Linked DNA regions of Homo sapiens: region 2 is linked to region 1. Evidence: read pairs that join two places in POLR2A ChIA-PET (ENCODE). Cell type or tissue: Caco-2. All regions are shown on one strand. Links, peaks and the distances in the headings refer to the core of each region. The heading gives the core; the rest is flanking DNA. Region 1 overlaps LOC124901228 (translation initiation factor IF-2-like). Region 2 has its middle 95 kb from the start of LGSN.

Region 1 (10,344 bases), core at 1,637-9,636:
TTCTTTTTTTGATCACACCTCTCTATACTACGTACGCGTGCAACTGCAGTTGGCTCAATTGTGGCATTTCGAAATCACATGCATCCTTTGTACTGCTGCTCACTTGATATGTTGTCTCAGATAATGAAAGGTTAGGAAGTGCTTAAAGAAAGCGTTTTTAGAAATTAAGAATCCTCGGTTTTGTCAAGCACTGATGTAATTCTTTGCGTCAAAGCTAAAGCTCTTCTTTATGTTCGTTTTCAGTCCTCTTTTACTGACTTCATTATTTAAGCCCCTAAGAAGTAAAGTCTTATCGCAATTCTGTGCCATACAAGGGCACCTCTGTTATTTATAATCTGAAAACCCTTTCTCCTCAGCTCTGGAGAAGGACCAAACAGGACCTTTACCTGCTTTTTAAGAACTCAGTTTTCCACTAACACTGAAGCCTTTTGTTTGTTATTTTCACCGAGTATGAGATTGGAGAGGGCTTTAGGGATCAAATTTTGTCCTCTTTCAGTGCCCTGCAACATCTTAGGATTTATTAGAACTTCTATTTAGAGACTGGTTGTATAGTTATTCAACTTTCTTAACTCTGTAAGTAAAATAAGAACTTTAAAAAAACAAAAACAAACAAAATCCTGGGCCAGACTTTCAAAGGAACAAAAACTCTTCGTCATTTGGAAGAAAATGGCTCACCTACGACACATTTTAATCCATTAAAATCAAGGAAAACTAGCACACTTGAGAAATATGTCCCTTTACAAATAAATGATTTAAAAAAGTAAAGACTTTAAAATCTTAAATTCTAAGAAAATATAGAAAGCTTAAAAATCTTGGGTGGTAGGGGCAAAGCTAAGCAGGCTGGGGAACTCATGTCGAAAAAAAGGGACAGATTTCATATATAAGAACTAAAAACTTTTATATGGCAAAAGGCTTTTGACAAATGTCAATTTCACACTGGGGGAAATATTGGTGATACTTCATGGGTAGGGTTAATATAAAAAGCTTGGCCAATGTATATAATAGTGTAGTTAAAAAGCACATATTCAGTCAGCCACTCTTACTCCACAAGTTGGTAAACACAGATAATTGGAATAGTGAAACTTTTTCATGTAATGGCATTTCAAAAAATACATTTGGTGGGACAAGATATAAACTCAGCAAATGATTAACAGAGCCAAATATGTGTTAGCCAATTTTCTTGTAGAACTTGTGATACAAGTTGTGAGCCTTGTGATCCACAGATCCTGTAATTACCACAAGCAGTGCTGACACGAAGTATCCAGTCAGCTATGCTCATCAAGTTCTAAAAGCTCTCAAATTCTCAAGTGGCCTGGGGGTCTTAGCCTCTCAGACAAGGTACCATCTTATCCTACTATGAAAGTAACATATTTAAAGGATGAAAAAATAAGGCTTTTGCTGTTGAGAGAAACGATGCATTTTATTTTATGTATTTATTTGAGATGGAGTCTTGCTCTTTTGCCCAGGTTGGAGCACAGTGGTGCAATCTTTGCTCACTGCAACCTCAGCCTCCTGGGTTCCAGCAATTCTCCTGCCTCAGCCTCCCAAGTAGCTGGGATTACAGCCACCTGCCACCACACCTGGCTAATTTGTTTGTACTTTTAGAAAACTCCATGTTGACTAGGCTAGTTTTGAACTCCTGACCTCAAGAGATCTGCCTGCCTCAGTCTCCCAAAGGAAAGGACACATTTTAAACAAGATATAAGTGTGGTCTTGCTGACCAATCCATTAAATGTTCCTGCTTGTCAGCTGCCATTGTGGTTCACTGCTATGCTGAGGGTGTCTGCTGTATTTAGTTTAATACTTTTAAGCTGCAGATTCTTGGAGAACAGTAGAACATCCCAGCATTGGTCAGGAGACTTCTGTGATTTGAGGACTCACTAACCCTTACAGACTTGCACTCAGAGCATTAGCACCTGTACTTATTTAAAGTGGGTCTCTAACAGACTTGAAAATAGTGCTTCCAGACATCAAAAAGGGAGAAAACACCTCTAAAAGCCAATGCTTACTCTAAGCTCCAGGAGAGGCTCTAAAATAGAGGATTTTCTCTCCTGCTAAACAAGATTCTCAGCTGGAAGTTACTTCTCTCAGCAAAACATGTGTCCTTAACCTCATCACGATAGGCAGGGCTTTCTATTGACAATTCAAAATATAAAAGCCAGCAGTTGGGAAATAAGACTAGAAGAATATTATAAGGAAGTTGAGCATGGTGGCATACAGGCTCATGCCTGTAATCCCAGTACTTTGGGAGACCAAGGTGGGTGGATCACCTGAGATTAGGAGTTAGGAGTTCAAGACCAGCCTGGTCAACATGGTGAAACCCATCTCTACTAAAAATACAAAAAATTAGCTGGGCATGGTGGCAGGCACCTCTAATCCCAGTTACTTGGGAGGCTGAAGAAGGAGAATCACTGGAAAGCTGGGAGGCAGAGGCTGCAGTGAGCCGAGATCATGGCACTGCACTCTAGCCTGGGAGACAGAGTGAGACTTCATTTCAAAAAAAGAATATTATAAGCGATATTTTTATGGAAGAGGAAAGACTGCAGAAGGCAAGAGTGCAGAGGAAGATTGGCAAATCTTGATGAAGAAGAACAGAGAAATCTTCACAAGAACAGCAGATCTAGTAAACATTGATTCCATTTTACCAAGTTTACAAAAGGAGTGAAGGATTCCTTGATTTTCAATCTTCTCAGATTGGTTGGGGCTACAAGGAAGTCTGATAAAAACATTTAACATAGCAAGAGTAATATCATTGCCATAATAGATTAAACGTGACAATATCAACCTAGAAAAAGACACTAGATTGCAAGGTATAATGACAGTCTAGCAAATATATGTAATAGAGGCAAATACCCCAATGGGCCATAATCTAGTAAGTGTCTGGATACTAGTGCAGAGGGTAAGTTCCCATACCCATATTTAACAAGAGTCCTAAAAATTCAAGTATGCCATGGCTGCTGTCAGCATTGTTAAAGTTTATTTCCCTCTTGCTGTTTTAGAACAGCCTATTTTATATCCAATTAATTTTCTTATATGATTATTAAAAATAAATATGTAGTATACAGGCATACCTTCATTTATTGTGCTTTGCAAATATTGTTTTTTTTTTTTAACAAAATGATGGTTTGTGACAGCTTTTTGTCGAGCAAGTCTATCAGAGCCATTTTTCCAATAGCATGTGCTCATTTCATGTCTCTGTGTTACATCTTGGTAATTCTCCCAATATTTCAAACTTTTAAATTATTATTGCATTTGTTATGGCAATTTGTGAACAGTGATCTTTGATATTGTTATTGGAATTGTTTTGGGCCACCACAAACTGTACCCATTTAAGATGGCAAACTTATTTGATAAATGTTGAATATATTCTGACTGCTCCGCTGATGGGCCAGTCCCTCAGTGAGACACAGCAATACTGAAATTAGGCCAATTAATAACCCTACAGTGGCCTCTGAGTGTTCAAGTGAAAGGAAGAGTCATTCATCTCTCACTTTAAATCAAAGCTAAAAATGATTAAGCTGAGTAAGGCAAGTTGAAAGCAGAGATAGGCCGAAAACTAGGCCTCATACCCAAAACAGTCAAGTTGTGAATGCCAAGGAAAAGCTCTTGAAGGAAGTTAAAAGTGCCACTCCAGTGAACACAGGAATGATAAGAAAGTGAAACAGCCTCATTGTTGATAAGGAGAAAGTTTTAGAGTTCTGGATAGAAAACCAGCCACAGCATTCTCTTAAGTCAAAGCCTAATTCAGAGCAAGGCCTTAACTCTCTTCATTTTTATGAAGGCTGAGAGAGGTGAGGAAGTTGTAGAAGAAAAGTCTGAAGATAGCAGAGGTGGATTCATGAGGTTTAAGAGTAGAAGCCCTCTCCCTAACATAAAAATGAAAGGTGAAGCAGTAAGTGCTGATGGAGAAGCTGCAGCAAGTTATTGAGAAGATTTAGCCAAGAACATTGATGAAGGTGGCTACACTAAATAACAGATTTTCAATGTAGACAAAACAGTCTTATACTGGAAGAAGATGCTGTCCAAGACTTTCATAGCTATAGAAGTCAATGCTTGGCTTCAAAGCTTCGAAGGACAGGCAGTTCTCTTGTTAGGGGCTGATGTGGCTGGTGACTTTAAGTTGAAGCAGATGTTCATTTACCATTCTGAAAATCCTAGGACCCTTAAAAATTATGCTAAATCTACTCTGCTGTGCTCTATAAGTGGAAGAACAAAACCTGGTTGACAGCACATCTGTTTAGCATGGCTCACTAAATATTTTAAGTCCACTGTTGAGACCTACTGATAAAACGTGATTTATTTAAAAATACTATTGCTCCTTGACAATGCACATGGTCACTGAAATGCTCTGATGGAGATGTACAAGGAGAGTAATATTGTTTTCATGCCTTCTAACACAGCATCCATTCTGCAACCCATGGATCAAGGAATAATTTTGACTTTCAGGTTTTAATATTTAACAAGTACATTTCATAAGGTTATAAATTGCTGTAGATGGTGATTCCTCTGATGGATCTAAGCAAAGTAAACCAAAAACATTCTGGAAAGGATTCTAGATGCCATTAAGAACATTCATGAGAGGAGGTAAAAGTATCAGCATGAACAGGAGTTTGAAAGAAGTTAACTCCAACTCTCATGGATGACCTTGAGGGCGTTCAAGACTTCAGTGGAGGAAATCACTACAAATATGGTGAAAATAGCAAGACAATTGGAGTTAGAAACAGAGTCTGAAGAGTTGACTAAATCGCTGCAATTTTATGATCAAACTTGAATGAATGAGGAGTTGCTTCTTATGAAGGAGAAAAGAGAGTGGTTTCTTGAGATAGAATCTACTGCTGGTGAAGATGCCGTAAGCATTGTTGAAATGATAAAGGATTTAGAATATCACATAAACTTAGCTGATAAAGCAGTGGGTGAGTTTTAAGAGGACTGATTGCAACTTTGAAAGGAGTTCTCTTGTGTGTAAAATACTATCAAACAGCACTGCCTGCTACAGAGAAATTTTTTGTGGAGTCATCAATGCAGCAAACTCCATTGTCTTATTTCAAGAAATTGCCACAGCCACCTTAACCTTCAGCAACTACCTCCCTGATCAGTCAGCTGCCATCATCACTGAGGCAGGATTCTCCAACAGCAAAGATTATGACTTGCTGAAGGCTCAGATGACTGTTAGCATTTTTTAGCAAAAGTATTTTTAAATTAAGGTATTCTAGGGTACCCGTTTTCCCCACTTCCTTTCTGTGTCTTGACCAAAATCACAGTGACCCAGCCAGCTGTAGCCATAGGTTTTCCTCAGCTGGCTTGAACCCAAACCAGCTTGAACATTCCCAGGCACTGATAATAATGTCTTGGTTTACTGGAAAGAAACTGACCCCGACCCTGAGCCGAATTCCTTAAATTTTCATGTAAACTCCATCCCCTCACCCCCTGGCTACAGACTAATGTGGGTAAAACATCCCTTTTCTCTTGCTGTCCATCACAATAATACATTGCAACACCCTGCAAGTTCCTTTAATAAATGTTTTGGACTGATCACTCTGGCATTTAGAGCTGCTTTCTTTGAAATCTCAAACCAGCCCTGTCTTCAAATGGTTTGGGGTACTCTGTTGTACGAATTCTCCTGCTGCTGCTTTTAAGGCAACTCCAGCTATGGGTTCAGTGGGACAAAACAGGTATGTACATTTTTTAGACATAGTGCTATGCACATTTAACAGACAACAATGTAGTGTAAATGGGAAACCAAAAAATGCATGTGGCTTCCTTTATTGTAATACCTGTTTTATTGTGGTGGTCTGGAGCTGAACTTGCAATATCTCCAAGGTATGCCTATGCTTAAATCTCTATGAACATATAATTTGCAGTGCTTAAATATTGTTCAAAACTAAAACATGCTCTATATTAAAAAGTGACTTAATTTTCTTCCTTAAGACATTGATTTAAAGATTTATCAAAAGTCTTTTGAGTAAGTTTTGATGAATAATCAAAATGCTGTAGCAGAGCTACATCCTAATTTCTGTGGGAAATTTAGACACAGAAATTTCCAATGAGCAAATAAGCTTGTCACAACAAGCCTTTTAAGGAATCTGGCCTAAGGACAAAGTCCAAAGGCCAATAGCTGCCTGTGGGCTACTGTGTTTTGTTGAGTCAGACATATAGAAACAGTCACCCACCTAGGAGGGTACTACAGATGTAAATATTTATATTAATAAATGAATCCTGCTGGATCAGAAGTAACATCTTATCAAGTCATCATATCAAACCATTTGAGGTAATATTTTCTCTGTAAAATTGATTAAGGCAGTTTTGAACAACTTTTTTTTTTAAAGTCTATTTTAAGAAACAATTCTCTTGAATCGATCTCTATTATGCCCATTCTCTGTCCCTTTTTCATGTCTAATTGTAATCAATTTAAATATAAACCTGAAAGTTGTCTAGGTAGTCTCCAAATCAAATGAGAATGTGTATTCACATTAGTAACTCTGCCGCTTAATATAGTATTTACTTCTGTAGGAGCTTAGTGTGTGTATTAAGATGTGACAGATACCGCCTGGGCAACACAGTCAGACCCTGTCTCTACAAAAAAAAAAAAATTATCTGGGCATGATGGTGCATTCCTGTAGTTGTAGCTCCCTCGGAGGTTGAGGTGGGAGGATTGCTTGAGCCCAGGAGTTGTTAGGGCTGCAGTGAGCTGTGATCATGCCACTGCACTCCATCTGGGGCAACAGACCAAAGACCCTCTCTCTCAAGGAAAAACAAAAAAGAAATGATGGACAGATTGATTAGTAAGAGAATACTTTTCATTTGCATGCTGAAAGGCACCATTTCCTTGGGGCACTGAATAAAGGACTTATTATGAATCTATCCATAACTCATGACTGTTTTGCCTACTGGTACCTGGAGGAATCTAGTTTGAGAAGACTCTTCTTATTTTAGCAAATTTGGTGAAATTTCTGTTGCTGTTCTATAGCCTGAATAAAAATCATTTGGGAATTGAAAATCAGGAAGGCCACAGTCTCCATGTGATTGTTTAGAACATGTTGAATTATGCCACAGTCTGAACTGAGGCAAAAATAGCTTAGGAAAGGAGAATTTAATCTGGCTAGAGAAAGGGAATGGAGTATAAATAAATTTTAAAGGTTGGATATGCATGCTATGGCAAAGCTGTCACTTGACAGGTTTAATTTACAGAGTTGGCATTTAGGCTGCAGATAATCCAGACAGACAGTGACCTAAGCAGCATTACTGGGGCAGGCCTTACATAAGGAGAAATGTTGTTGAACAATTTCCTGCAAGCATAATAACATTTATTTAACAAAAGCTACAACAGTCATGCTTTTTTCTTATCCTAACACAGTTGCTTTTTAACTAGGGATGTTCAACAAACGTTGCTATCTTCGTGTATTTCTATAGTTCCATTCATGGCTGGAAGATACTGAACATAAGAGAAAATGAGTATAGAAGCCTTTTGAAATTTCTCTCTTTTTTTTTTTTTTTGAGACAGAGTCTCGCTCTGTCACCCAGGCTGGAGTGCAATGGTGCAATCTTGGTTAACTGCAACCTCCGTCTCCCGGGTTCAAGTGATTCTCCTGCCTCAGCCTCCCAAGCAGCTAGGATTACCAGGCACCTGCCACCACACCCGGCTAATTTTTGTATTTTTAGTAGAGATGGGGTTTCTGCATGTTGGCCAGGCTGGTCTCGAACTCCTGACCTCAAATGATCCGCCTGCCTTGGCCTCCCAAAGTGCTGGGATTACAGGCGTGAGCCACCATTAAATATAGTTGTCCTATAATGTATTTCTTTAATCCTCAGACATATTAATGCACATAGTAAATACTCAACCACTATTTATTTGCATACTATCATATTACTTTCCCACATAAAATTCTATTAGGGCATCCTATTCCCAGTTTTTCTAAGTTTTCTTTGCAGGGTTCTTAGTCTCTCAATCCCGTTAACAATGGTGTTCACTGGAGTTTTGTCCTAGGGCCTCCTGGACTCACTTTCCACTTTCCTTGGGGTTTTCACCTACATCCATAGCTGTGGCTGTCAACCTTCCCTCCTTCCCCAACACATATGTGTTAAATGCCTAGCATATGCCAGGCACTCTGCTATCTTATGAATAACATAAACATGTTTTCTGCCCCAATGAAATTTATATACAGGTGAGAAAAGAGAGAAAATAACAAGTAAATAAGCATAGAATATATTTATAATCTGTGCTGTGAAGGAGGTCAACAGAATGGCTGGGGTGACTTACTTTAGACAGTGAAGTCAGGGGTGGTGTCTCCCAGGAGATCCAGATCTAAATGATGAGAATGAATCACAAAAAGAGGGGGAGGAAGAGAGATATTTTTGGTGGAGGAAATGACAACACAGAATTTCAGGTGGGAGTTTGGTTGGTACTCAAGGAGTTGGAAGACCTGAGGGACTGCAGCAATACAAGGGAAGGAAATAAGCCTGGACATCTAGCAGGGACTGGATCACGTAGGACCTTGTAGGCCATGGAAAGGATTTGGATTTATTTTGCTGACAGTGAATCACACCACATATCAGGAAATTTGTTTTAAGAGAATTGTTTTTCTGTTCTGTGGAGAATGGATTGGAGAAGGCCCTAGAGTAGAATTATTTTAACAGGGTGAAACACTTGAGATTTCCTGCCTTGTCAAATGGAAGACAATGTTGGTGTTGACTATGATCAGGACAGTGGAGGCAGAGAAAAGTGGAGAGATTAGAAATATGGAAATAAAATGGAGAAGTTTTACATCACAAAATGCCACACTGCCTCTAAAAATTGTCAAAGGCCAAACAGAGATATAAGGCCATGGTTTTGAGCCTGTTTTATGCTATGGTGCTGAATGTATAGGCACACTGATGAAAAGTTCCATAATTTCACATTTTCATTAGCAATATGTTTGTAGGGAATAAACCAGAAACTTAAAATAAATAAAGGCACTCAAAGTATGCTTAGAGAAAGACACTATTTCTGAGGGTTTTGAGAATATAGCAGCGGGACTCCTAAAAGTTGTATATTTAGGTATTAAGAGAACAATTAAACTCTTGATAGATTACAATAACAGCAAGAATAGCTAAAACTTATTGTGCTCTTGTTGTTTTCCAAGCCATGTGCTAAACACATATTTGCACTGTTTTGTTGAATTTATTAGAATACTCAGACTCTGAGATAGAAATTAGTTAAAAAATCAACTCATAGTGGGTGATATCACTTGAAGTATCTATATAATGAAATACTTTTCGGATATTAAAAGTATCTTGCCAGTCAAGGTGGCTCACGCCTGTAATCCCAGCACTTTGGGAGGCCAAGACAGTTGGATCACTTGAGGTCGGGAGTTCGAGACCAGCCTGACCAACATGGAGAAACGCTGTCTCTACTAAAAATACAAAATTAGCTGGGTGTGGTGGCACATGCCTGTAATCCCAGCTACTCGGGAGGCTGAGGCAGAAGAATCACTTGAACCCGGGAGGCGAAGGTTGTGGTGAGCTGAGACCGCACCATTGCACTCCAGCCTGGGAAACAAGAGCAAAACTCTGTCTCAAAAAAAAAAAAAAAGAAAAAGAAAATATCTTAATGTCTTTAAGATAAATAAATAATTGTAATGTTAAATAAAAAGAAATGCTATAAAAATAGAAAGAAATAAACTAAAATGTTAACAGGTAATAACTGACATTTAAATACTTTATGGGTGTCACTGGGTGATGTGATGATAAACAATTTTTTATTTATAACTTCCTATATTTTGTATTTTTTTTCCAAAAATGATACTCTTACAGTTGGGGAAAAATCATTTCAGATAAATGCTCAAAGAGGTTGCACCGATAGGTCTGTAGCCTTATTGTACTCTCTGCAGCAGAGATAGAAGCACCAGGTTATCCTAACCTGACAGCAGCTGTCAAAAACTTTATAATCACTTTCGTTCTGATTCCATGTTCTTGGATAGTTGATCTGATTATAATTTACTTTCAATGTGTATTTGTTTGCCATCAAATGTGAGAATATAATGCCCAACCAGTGAGAAGCTCCCTGGGAAATTAAAGTTGTTTATGTATCATGTTTGTGGCTATAAACCAAGAAATCACCTCTAAACGTTTGGAAACATCTAAAACCCAAGGTGACTTGGGTATAACCTAAGTCACCTGGGTTGTGATTGTAAGTGCCCTGGAATGTGATTGTAAGCGGAAACAAAATCAATTTTATTTTATCTGCCCAGAGGAAGATTGTGAGAACAGAAGGAAGATGATGACTGGGTACACAGAATAGAAAGGTCTAAAGATATGAAGGTTGTCAGTGTTTATCAGGCACTGTCTAGGGAAGAGGCATTGAATCTG
Region 2 (10,344 bases), core at 945-8,944, 150 kb after region 1:
GCACAGAGATGGTGTTGTCTCACTGCCAAACAAAAGGCTACTGTAGTTTTATGGGCCCAGGGGGCCGGGGGGATGCAGAAGGGAAAAGTCTAGGAGTGAAAAAGTACAAAGTACTTTTTTTTTTTTTTTTGAGACGCAGTCTCGGTCTGTCGCCTCCGCTGGAGTGCAGTGGTGCGATCTCGGCTCACTGCAAGCTCCGCCTCCCGAGTTCACGCCATTCTCCTGCCTCAGCCTCCAGAGTAGCTGGGACTACAGGAGCCTGCCATCATGCCCAGCTAATTTTTTTGTATTTTTAGTAGAGACGGGGTTTCACCGTGTTAGCCATGGTCTCAATCTTCTGACCTCATTATCCGCCTGCCTCAGCCTCCCAAAGTGCTGGGATTACAGGTGTGAGCCACCATACCAGGCTTTTTTTTTTTTTTTTTTTTTTTTTTTTTTTTTTTTTTTTTTTTGGGAGGGAGTTTCGCTCTTACGCCCAGGCTAGAGTGAGGTGGTATCATCACTGCAACCTCTGCCCCCCTGTTTCAAGTAGTTCCCCTGCCTCAGCCTCCCGAGTAGCTGGGATTATAGGCGTCCACCAACACGGCCGGCTAATTTTTGTATTTTTAGTAGAGACGGGTTTCACCATGTTGACCAGGCTGGTCTCGAACTCCTGGGCTCAGGCAATCCGCCCGCTTTGGCCTCCCAAAGTGCTAGGATTACAGGCGTGAGCCACCCTGCCAGGCCGAAAAAGTATCAAGTACTTAAGGCAGAGTGCAGCAAAGTGTCTTCAAGCTTCCCTGGTAAGGAGGCCTCAAAATGGAGGAGCCCCAGCTAAGAATGCAGATATACATAAAAGCATGGCTGGTCAGGGAGGATTGAACCCTTGGCTCTAATTCCCTTCAGAGTTTGCAGTGTATTGGTTGTGCACCAAATCTGGTGTGGGGAGACCATCTTTCCTCCTTGAGGCCTGCTAGGTAAAGCCTTCGTAATCGTTTATGGTTGTGCCTAAAAAAATCAACACATTGGATTTTGGCTGCAACCAGACGCCTTATTAGTGCTTTATGATAGTAGACACTTTTTCATATTCCTCACACTAATGACAACTAAAAACCCTGACCATTATATATAAAACAAACATAAAACTCTGGAAGGTAGAAATAAGAAGGTTGACTGGCTAGGAACCTCAGGACTCAAGGAAAATACAGTGATAAGATCCCTGGATTTTCTTTTTGTCTCATGTATCCCAGATTTATTGCTGAAGAAGTCAGTGCTCCTCACTTCTACTGACACCATGGCAAGGGTGGCCTCATTACCTATGGGTGATAGTGAAAGCCCTGACACTCTGCTGGGCATCCTCTGGCACCACCCCAGTGGGGAAAGGAAGGTTGCTTCATTACTGCTAGGCTGGGAGTCAAAGTTCCCCTCATGCTGTGAAGAGGGAAGTCTAGTTTTCTTTGCTGGCACGGTGGGGGTGGGGCACAGCTTTTTCTGTGGGTTTGTTTAGAGTAGCTATTGTCTATAAGGTTTCTGCCCTGCTAGGCTGCCCCTTTCCTGGTTTTTTGGCTAGAAGTAGCTGGCTTTTGTGGGGGCTTTTTAGTCTATACACTTTGGTGTTTCCCAGTTACTGACTTCTTCAGCTCTAAATCTGGAATACATGAGACAAAAAGAAAATCCAGGGATGTCATCACTGTATTTCCCCTTGAGTCCTGAGGTTCCTAGCCAGTCCGCCTTCTTTCTACCTCCCAGAGTTTTATGTTTGTTTCATTTGCTTTTTATTTTTATTTTTTATTTGAGACGGAGTCTCGCTCTGTCGCCAGGCTGGAGTGCAGTGGCGGAATCTCGGCTCACTGCAACCTCCGCCTCCTGGGTTCAAGAGATTCTTCTGCCTCAGCCTCCCAAGTAGCTGGGACTACAGGAGCGCACCAACACGCTCAGCTAATTTTTGTATTTTTAGTAGAGACGGGGTTTCACCATGTTGGCCAGGATGGTCTCGATCTCTTGACCTTGCGATCCACCCACCTCGGCCTCCCAAAGTGCTGGGATTACAGGTGTGAGCCACCGCACCTGGCCTGTTTGTTTTATATATAATATTCAGGGTTTTTAGTTGACATTACTGTGAGGAATGTGAAAAAGTGTCTACTACATAATTCCAGAAGTCAACATCTTTTTCTTTGCATTTTTAAAATTTAAACAATCAAATTAATAAAATACTAAAAATTAAATGGAAACATTTATGGGAAAGGCAATTAGCCTTATCTCACTTCTGCATACCTCCAGTATTATTTCTTAAAGAAGAACACTGTAATCATGTGTTTCCAGTTGTTTGGGGGTTTATCTCCATATAGTTAAATATGGTAATGTACTTATTCATTATTTTAAAATTTATAACCTCTAAACATTATTCTGCTGTGTTACAAAATAATTTAATTTGGTTGCATTGTCCTCTTTATTCTTCTCTCAATCTTATTGGCATATATCATTAATCTTCAGTTCTATGGTTTACCTGTGTAGCATCAAGTTATAGTCACACTGTCACTGTATCTATACATGGATGGGTCTTTACACTAAGTACTATGAGTCCTCCTTTCCTTTCTTCCAGCATTTTCCTCCTCCCTCCATCTGACAACCTCTAACAGCTACACATTTACTTTACTCTTTTCCCTGCCACACTTTTACATAGTTTTATTTTAAAGCAATCTTGGTGTACTCGGTTTATATGATACCAGTTTATATGTGTTAAGCCATAGTATAGTTAGGGTCCAGATAGGAGACAGAAATTACATCTGCTATTTAAACAGACAGAAGCAGAAGAATTAATAACAAAATGTAAAGTTATTAATCAGGTAACTGAAAGGGTAAAAAGTGAATTCTAGTCATCAAGGAGATAGCAACTATAGGAAGCAGCTATCACCCTTAGGACTGAGAGAATAAAGAGAAGATAGGAGAGTTAGTAAAACTTAGAAACTTAGAGGAAGGGCCCTGAAAAGCTGAAACTCAAACTTCAGAGTTGAGGGCACTGGTGCTGGTGTGTTGTGGGGTGGGGGTATGGGTGTGATGAGCCTGGTTTTGTGAATGTTAGAAAAATTGCACACAAGATTCAGCTGCAGCCATGGAAAGGAATTGCTGCAGCTGGGGGGAAGAAGTATTAATAGGATGATTCTCATAGGAATGGGAAACAGACAAGAAGAAGTATGTCTTTTCTTCCTCCAGCCTGTAGTCTCTCTTCAGTGCCTTCAAGGGTCAGGTGGCAAAGCAGAACTGTGGTTTGTAGGGTGCCAGGTGCAGCATCACAAAACAGGTTAAAGAAGAGGGATTTCCATGTTGTTTCACATCTGTTTTTGATAAGGACTGTGTATTTTATTTCTTTTCTGTAAGTTCGACTTTCGTTAAATGTGTGTGTGTGTGTGTGTGTGTGTGTACATACATATGTATGTACATACACTTTTAAAGTGTATATATATATTTCTTTTAAATATCTACTTAGGCCAGGTGCGGTGGCTCATGCCTGCAATCCCAGCACTTTGGGAGGCCGAGGTGGGCAGATCACTTGAGGTCAGGAATTCAAGACCAGCTTGGCCAACATGGTGAAACCCCGTCTCTACTAAAAATACAAAAATTAGCCGGGCGTGGTGGTGGATGCCTGTAATCCCAGCTGTTTGGGAGGCTGGGGTAGGAGAATTGCTGAGGTGGAGGTTGCAGTGAGCCAAGACTGCGTCATTGCACTCCAGCCAGGGCAACAGGAATGAAACTCCGTCTCAAAAAAAACAAAAACAACAACAACAAAAAAACTATGTATTTTATAAATTGTGTGTACAAAATACATAAACCACTCTATTTATGAGCAGATTCAGTTTATTTTAACCCATATTCAGCTACTCTAAGAATTTTAAATTTCATTTATTAGTGGCAGCCTGTAGGGAGTAAGGAGTGCAAAGAAAGACTGAGTTACTTGAGGGAGGATGTGATACAGGATATCAAAGATATATCTATATATTCATTATTTCTCAGTTTGGCCCTCAATGCCATCTGATGTTTCCTTGGACCATTAACTGCTCACTTCTATAGGGAATGCTTAATTCAAACATGTATGCCCGTGTTGGCAGAAGATTCTTTGTCTTAGGAGCATTTGAGACAGTAGCAATGAATCGTGCTGCCTCTAAGTAATTTTTTTTTCAGAGATGAGCCATGGAGCCAACCATTAGCTGAATATTCTGAAAAAAAAAAAGCAAAAAAAAAAGCATCTCCCTTGGAAATGGAAGGGAAAGATGAAATCTGAGATAAAGATGAAATAATCTAGGTTTATGAGCTGTCTTCTCTTCTCAATGGTCAGGAAAACAGGGAATAAGGACCTTTTGCTTCATTTTGGATGTTTTATTTTATTTAATCTATTAGATCAATGAATGGCCTCCTCCCAATGCATGCATTCTCCATGTATTTGATGGTATTAGATGTAAGAATAATAAATGCCCGGGTGAATCTAAAGAGAGTTCACATAACGCTACCTACTCAACATCTATGGGAGTACCGAATGAAAATGTGCAAAGTAAAATGCATCAACAATTTAGAACTTCATGAAGTAGCAAAGCATAATGATTGGAGAAGCTCTTTTGACTTTTAGGCAGTGGAAGTCGCTCTAGCTATCTCAAGAAATGAGGGTTGATATGGTTAGGCTTTCTGTCCCCACTCAAACCTCACCTTGAATTATAGTCCTCATAATCCCCATAATTCCCACGAGTCAAGGGAGAGACCAGGTAGAAATAATTGGATCATGAGGGCGCTTTCGCCCATGCCATTCTCATGATAGTGAGTTCTTATAAGATTTGATGGTTTTGTCAGGGGCTCTTTCCCCTTCCCTCGGCACTTCTCCTTTCTGCTGCCTTGTGAAGAAGGTGCCTTGCTTCCCCTTTGCCTTCCACTATAATTGTAAGTTTCCTAAGGCCTCTCCAGCCATGCTGAACTGTGAGTCAATTAAACTTTTTTCCTTTATAAATTACCCAGTCTTGGGCAGTTATTTTTATTTTTTATTTTTTGAAATGGAGTCTCCCTCTGTTTCCCAGGCTGAAGTACAGTGTCTCAATCTCAGCTCACCGCAAACTCCGCCTCAAGGGTTCAAGAGATTCTCCTACCTCAGCCTCCTGAGTAGCTGGGATTACAGGTGCATACTAGCATGCCTGGTTGTATTTTTATTACAGACAGGGTTTCAGGGTTTCTCCATGTTGCTCAGGCTGATCTCGAACTCCTGACCTCCTAGGTGATCCACCTGCCTCAGCCTCCCAAAGTGTTGGAATTACAGGCGCGTCCCACTGTGCCCTGTGGGCAGTTCTTTATAGCAGTATGAAAATGAACTAATTGAGGGGGATATTTTATTTTATTCTTTATTTTAAAAAGTCTCCATTTTTAAATTTTTAAAGTTTTCATTTTTAATTTAATTTTTTTTAAAGGGCGTCTGGCTCTGTTGCCCAAGCTGGAGTGTAGTGGCATAACCTTGGCTCACTGCAACCTCTGCCTCCCAGGCTCAAGCAATCCTTCCACCTCAGCCTCCTGAGTAGCTGGGACTACAGGCCCACACCACCACACAAGGCTAATTTTTGTATATTTTGTAGAAATGGGATTTGGCCATGTTGCCCAGGCTGGTCTTGAATTCCTGAGCTCAAGTGAACTGCCTCTGAAAGTGTTGGGATTACAGGCACGCGCCATCGCGCCCAGCACATTTTCTATTTTTTTAAAGCTTTATTAAGGTATAATTGATATATAAAAAGCTGCACATATTTAATATGTACAATTTTATTAGTTTGTGCATATGCAAACACTGGTAATAGCATTACCATAATCAAGGTAATAGACATAATCAACACCTCCTAAAGTTTCATTGTGTCCCTTTGGGTTTTTTTCTAAAGAATACATATCTACTCTCTTAAGAATTTTGAAGACTACAATATTATATACATTATGATGTATAGCACTTTTTCATCTAACAAAACTGAAACTTTATACTTATTGAACGACAGGTTCTCAAGGAAATGGGGGGATATTTTACAGATGTATGTGACAACAAAAATATCAAGGATCTCATAGGATTTCTTGAAAGAATAAAGACTAATATTTTTTTTTTGGCACCTCAGGTGCATCAGGCCCTGTGCCACATAGTTTATACCCAGCAGCCCATTTAGCTCTCCTGAAACAAAACAAAACAAAACAAAATTAAGACAGTATTATTATCTTCATGTCTTGAGGCTAAGATGTTGTGACTTGATCATAGTTATGAAGCAGAACATGGGAGAGGAAGTACAGTGTTTGTGATTCCAGTGGCCACTCTTCTCGACTGGCCCCCTATTAATTACAAGCCTTTAATAACAGCCACCAATACTGAATATATTGGTGAATATAATAATGAATCCTCTTGCCTCTAATATTCAAGATAGCCATGGTGATTTAGTTGAATATAAATGAATTATATATATACACATGAAAGCTAGTATATATTCTAACAATAATTACTAACTTTAAAGGATAATCGGAACTCTATTCTGTTTGCACTTACTATCTTATCCTATTAAGGCAAAATCATTTCAGATTATTAAATATGACATTAATGTAGAAATAATTTTATGGCATTTTACCTTTATATGAAGTAACTCAATTATTTGTAAAAAGAGGGATAATCATGTCACAACCTTTGTGCAATACATATAGTGGGTGGAAAATGACATTTTAGTTTTAATTAGGATAATTTGAGATTCCTGCTGAGAAGTTTGCCTAAGGTCACAGAACTACTCAGAGCTAGAAATACAGCACAGGAATCTCTATTTCTAGCCCAATGATCCACTTAGTTAAAACAGGGCTTATGCTATTCATAAAGCAATGTCATCAGTCACAAATCTGTTAAGTAAGAGAGGAGTAAAAATTAGATATTAGGAGAAACAACCATTTATGTAATAAATGTCAGCCAATCTTTCTTTTTAAATTAATTTCATAATATTGTGTATCCATTTCTTAGAAGAAAAGTTTTATAAATTTAGGAAAAGAATATAACTATTCTTGATTATCAGTTTCCTTGGTTGAAATGAAATTGCATTTAGAGTTCATTTTGTAAAGCTTCAATGGTGTCTCTAAAATTACATGTCAAATAATAATAGATTATTATTAATTATACAGATCTCCATGATAATCCATAACCTCTGTAATGTATGGTGTTGCTTTACATTTTATTAATATGAGTGTTCAACACTGGTAGTTTAATTCAGAAACTGTTTTTACTTTTTCAGGATTTGTATAATGGTTTATAGGGATTATGATACCCCATGTATTGTTCTCACCTTATTGACTTATTTTAGCACATGATTTTATGATCAATTTCTTCTTTCTAACTTGCCCTCATTTCTTTTCTTTTCTCTTTCTTTCCTTCTCTCTTCCTTTCTTCCTTCCTTCCTTTCTTCCTTCCTTTCTCTCTCTCTCTTTCTCTCCCTCTTTCTTTCTCTTTCTCTTACTCTCTCTCTCCCTTCCTTCCTTTCTTCCTTCCTTTCCTTTCCTTCCTTTCCTTCCTTCCTTCTTTCCTTTCTTTCCTTCCTTCCCTTCCTTCCTTTCTTTCTTTCTTTCTTTCTTTCTTTCTTTCTTTCTTTCTTTCTTTCTTTCCTTCCTTCCCTCTTTCTTTCTTTCTTTCTCTTTCTTTCTTTCTTCCTTTCCTTCCTTTCCTTCCCTTCCTTCCCTTCCTTCCCTTTCTTTCCCTTCTTTCCCTTTCCCTTTCTTTCCCTCTTTCTTTGCCTCTTTCTTTCCTTCCTTCCTTTCTTTCTTTCTTTCTTTCTTTCTTTCTTTCTTTCTTTCCTTCTTTCTTTCTTTCTTTCTTTCTTTCTTTCTTTCTTTCTTTCTTCTCTTTCTTCTCTCTCTTTTTCTTTCTTTCTTTCTTTCTTGCTTTCTTTCTTTCTTTCTTTCTTTCTTCTTTCTTTCTTTCTTTCCTTCTTTCATCTCTCTTTCTTTCTTTCCTTTCTTGATGGAGTCTTGCTCTGTTGCCCAGGCCAGAGTGCAGTGGGGCGATCTCAGTTCACTGCAACCTCCGCCTCCTGGGTTCAAGTGATTCTCCTGCCTCAGCTGCCTGAGTAGCTGGGATTACAGGCTTCTGCCACCATGTCCGGCTCATTTTTGTATTTTTAGAAGACACAGGGTTTTGCCGTGTTGGCCAGGCTGGTCTCGAACTCCTGACCTCAAGTGATCTGCCCACCTCAGCTTCCCAAAGTGCTGGGATTACAGGCGTAAGCCACTTTGCCCGACCTGCCCTCATTTCAAGTCTCTAAAAACAATCCTGAAAATTCACTATTTTAAGTTTTTCTCTTTACCTTTAGTATAAGAAGAAATAAAAACTCATTTTATTTCTACTTGTTTTGTTTGCTTACCCAGAAATATTTCTACATAAGATATTTTATTTTAGAGTTTTTAATTGCGAAATGTTCATTGAATACTTGCACATTTGATAGTGCTTAAGTATTTTAGCACAATTTTTTTTCTTTTTTGAGACAGGGTCTCACTCTGTCACCCAGGCTGGAGTGCAGGGGGACCATCATGACTCAGTGCAGCCCCAACCAACCTCAGCCTGGGCCCAAGGGATTCTTGTGCTTCAACATCCTGAGTAGCTGGGACTACAGGTGCACACCACCACATCCAGCTAATATTTTTTATTTTTTGTAGACTCAGAGTCTGACCATGTTGTCTTGGTTAGCTCAAACTCCTGGGCTCAAAGGATCCTCCCTTCTCGGCCTCCCAAAGTACTCGGATTACAGGTGTAGCCACCATGCCTGGCCTTAGCACAATATTAAGCACTTCATAAGGCCTCAATAAAAATTAATTTTATTATTATTACCATTAATAGTGTGAGCAGCGCAATAGAACTATAGATCAAGTCTCTGTCTTCAAGGACAGATCTTAAAATTCAGTAATGGAGGAGATATGGCATGTAGAAAGAAGATGACACACAAGCCAAGGCTATGTCCTAGTGTAACTTATCTCTGATGCCCTTGCCTACTTTCTCCTTACCTGCTATCCCCTTTACTTGATAACTAACAAAACCGAAAACTGAAAGTAACTGGGAGAATGTCTGCGTAAATGTTAGCTCACAGCGTAATTCCTGGTGCTTGGGAAAATTCCAAATCACGAATATAGACTTTGACCAAGAGATCTTTGGGACAGTCAATATTATTCTTTAGAGAGCTGGCAAAATTTCTAGTCAATTTTAGGAAGAGGCCCTTGGAGTATTTCTGGAGTCCTGAGGCTACTTTGGAGATGAGATGAACTGTAGTTGTGTGTCTGAGAAATAATCCTGATAAATTTAGGCACAATTTACATTTCCTACTAACTCAGTAGGTGTCTCTAAATATCCCCAAGAAATAGCCTGTACTGACATTTCTGGCCTAGCTTTATGCCAAACCTCGTTGCTTAGGAATTGGAAAAAAACTGGTTTTGACCTGAGGAAGTGGTATGTTTGGAGCATGAGGCAGCAACCATTTACCAGCATGTGGGGTCATTAAGATTTCATGAGCTTTTTCTGTGCTACTCAAGTCCACCAAAATTGTTTCAACACCTATTAAGTGCCCAATACCATACTAAATACTTGGTTAAAACACATGTCATAGGTTCTTGTCCTTGAATAGCTTAACAATTTCCAAGGAGCAGGTTTTAAACTGCGTTCATTGCACTTTATGGTTCCAAGAAAGAAGCCCCAGAGCCAATACTGGCTTTAGTGTAATTTTAGAATTGCACCTAGCACATAATAAATGCCCAAATTGTGTTAGCCTTGTGGGTTTATAGTTCAACTGAAAAACTTTTATTGGCTTTATACCATTGATATATATTTATATATTGATCTGAATAAGATTTTATTTGAAAAAAGTTTCTGCTGCTAAATAAAGTTTAAAAAACTAATGATCTCAGGTATCTCATTTCAGAGTCGTACTAAAAATTAATATAAACATTCCATAAAGACTTTACTCAATTTTATAATATTATAGAGTCCCACTTTTGATTAAATGAATGTCTACAAAAAGTCAAAACATTTTGACTAATATGTACACTTTACTGAGTTTAGAATGGACCAATTATAGATAATAGGAAACAAGACTTATAGCCACAAACATTATGAAACTTTGTATGTGTCAAACCTGTACCCGTTTTTGTGAACATTATAAAGGATAACATGTATTGAGTGCCAGGTACTATTCTAAATCATTTTAAATATTTTATGTCATATCTTCATAGCCATATTAAGAGACAGGTACTATTTTATAGATGAGGTAATACCTTATTATTTTATTTTATTTTAATTTTTTTGAGATGGAGTCTTGCTCTTTTGCCCAGGCTGAAGTGCAGTAGCACTAT

The links. Peaks named below come from ENCODE experiments on the same cell type or tissue, not always from the same donor. Only the 100,000 strongest peaks of a DNase experiment are listed, where the experiment ranks them.
Region 2: POLR2A ChIA-PET joins it to region 1 with 5 read pairs; 2 of 35 experiments call an interaction of 5 or more read pairs at or near these places.

What each region holds. Positions count from the first base shown.
Region 1 is chr6:63,561,426-63,571,769 of GRCh38, reverse strand. It overlaps LOC124901228 (translation initiation factor IF-2-like), which reads left to right. Exons shown (of 2, transcript XM_047419610.1): 2 at 1-5,535. It also overlaps a transcript of LGSN not described here and a transcript of PTP4A1 not described here. Among named protein-coding and RNA genes, the nearest start is that of PTP4A1, 5.9 kb to the left of the region's middle. RefSeq lists an enhancer at 1-304. In Caco-2, for the core only: no CTCF peak of the experiment used is centred there; a DNase peak (open chromatin) is centred at 6,109.
Region 2 is chr6:63,409,989-63,420,332 of GRCh38, reverse strand. It overlaps a transcript of LGSN not described here. Among named protein-coding and RNA genes, the nearest start is that of LGSN, 95 kb to the right of the region's middle. RefSeq lists a silencer at 1,235-1,529. In Caco-2, for the core only: no CTCF peak of the experiment used is centred there; no DNase peak of the experiment used is centred there.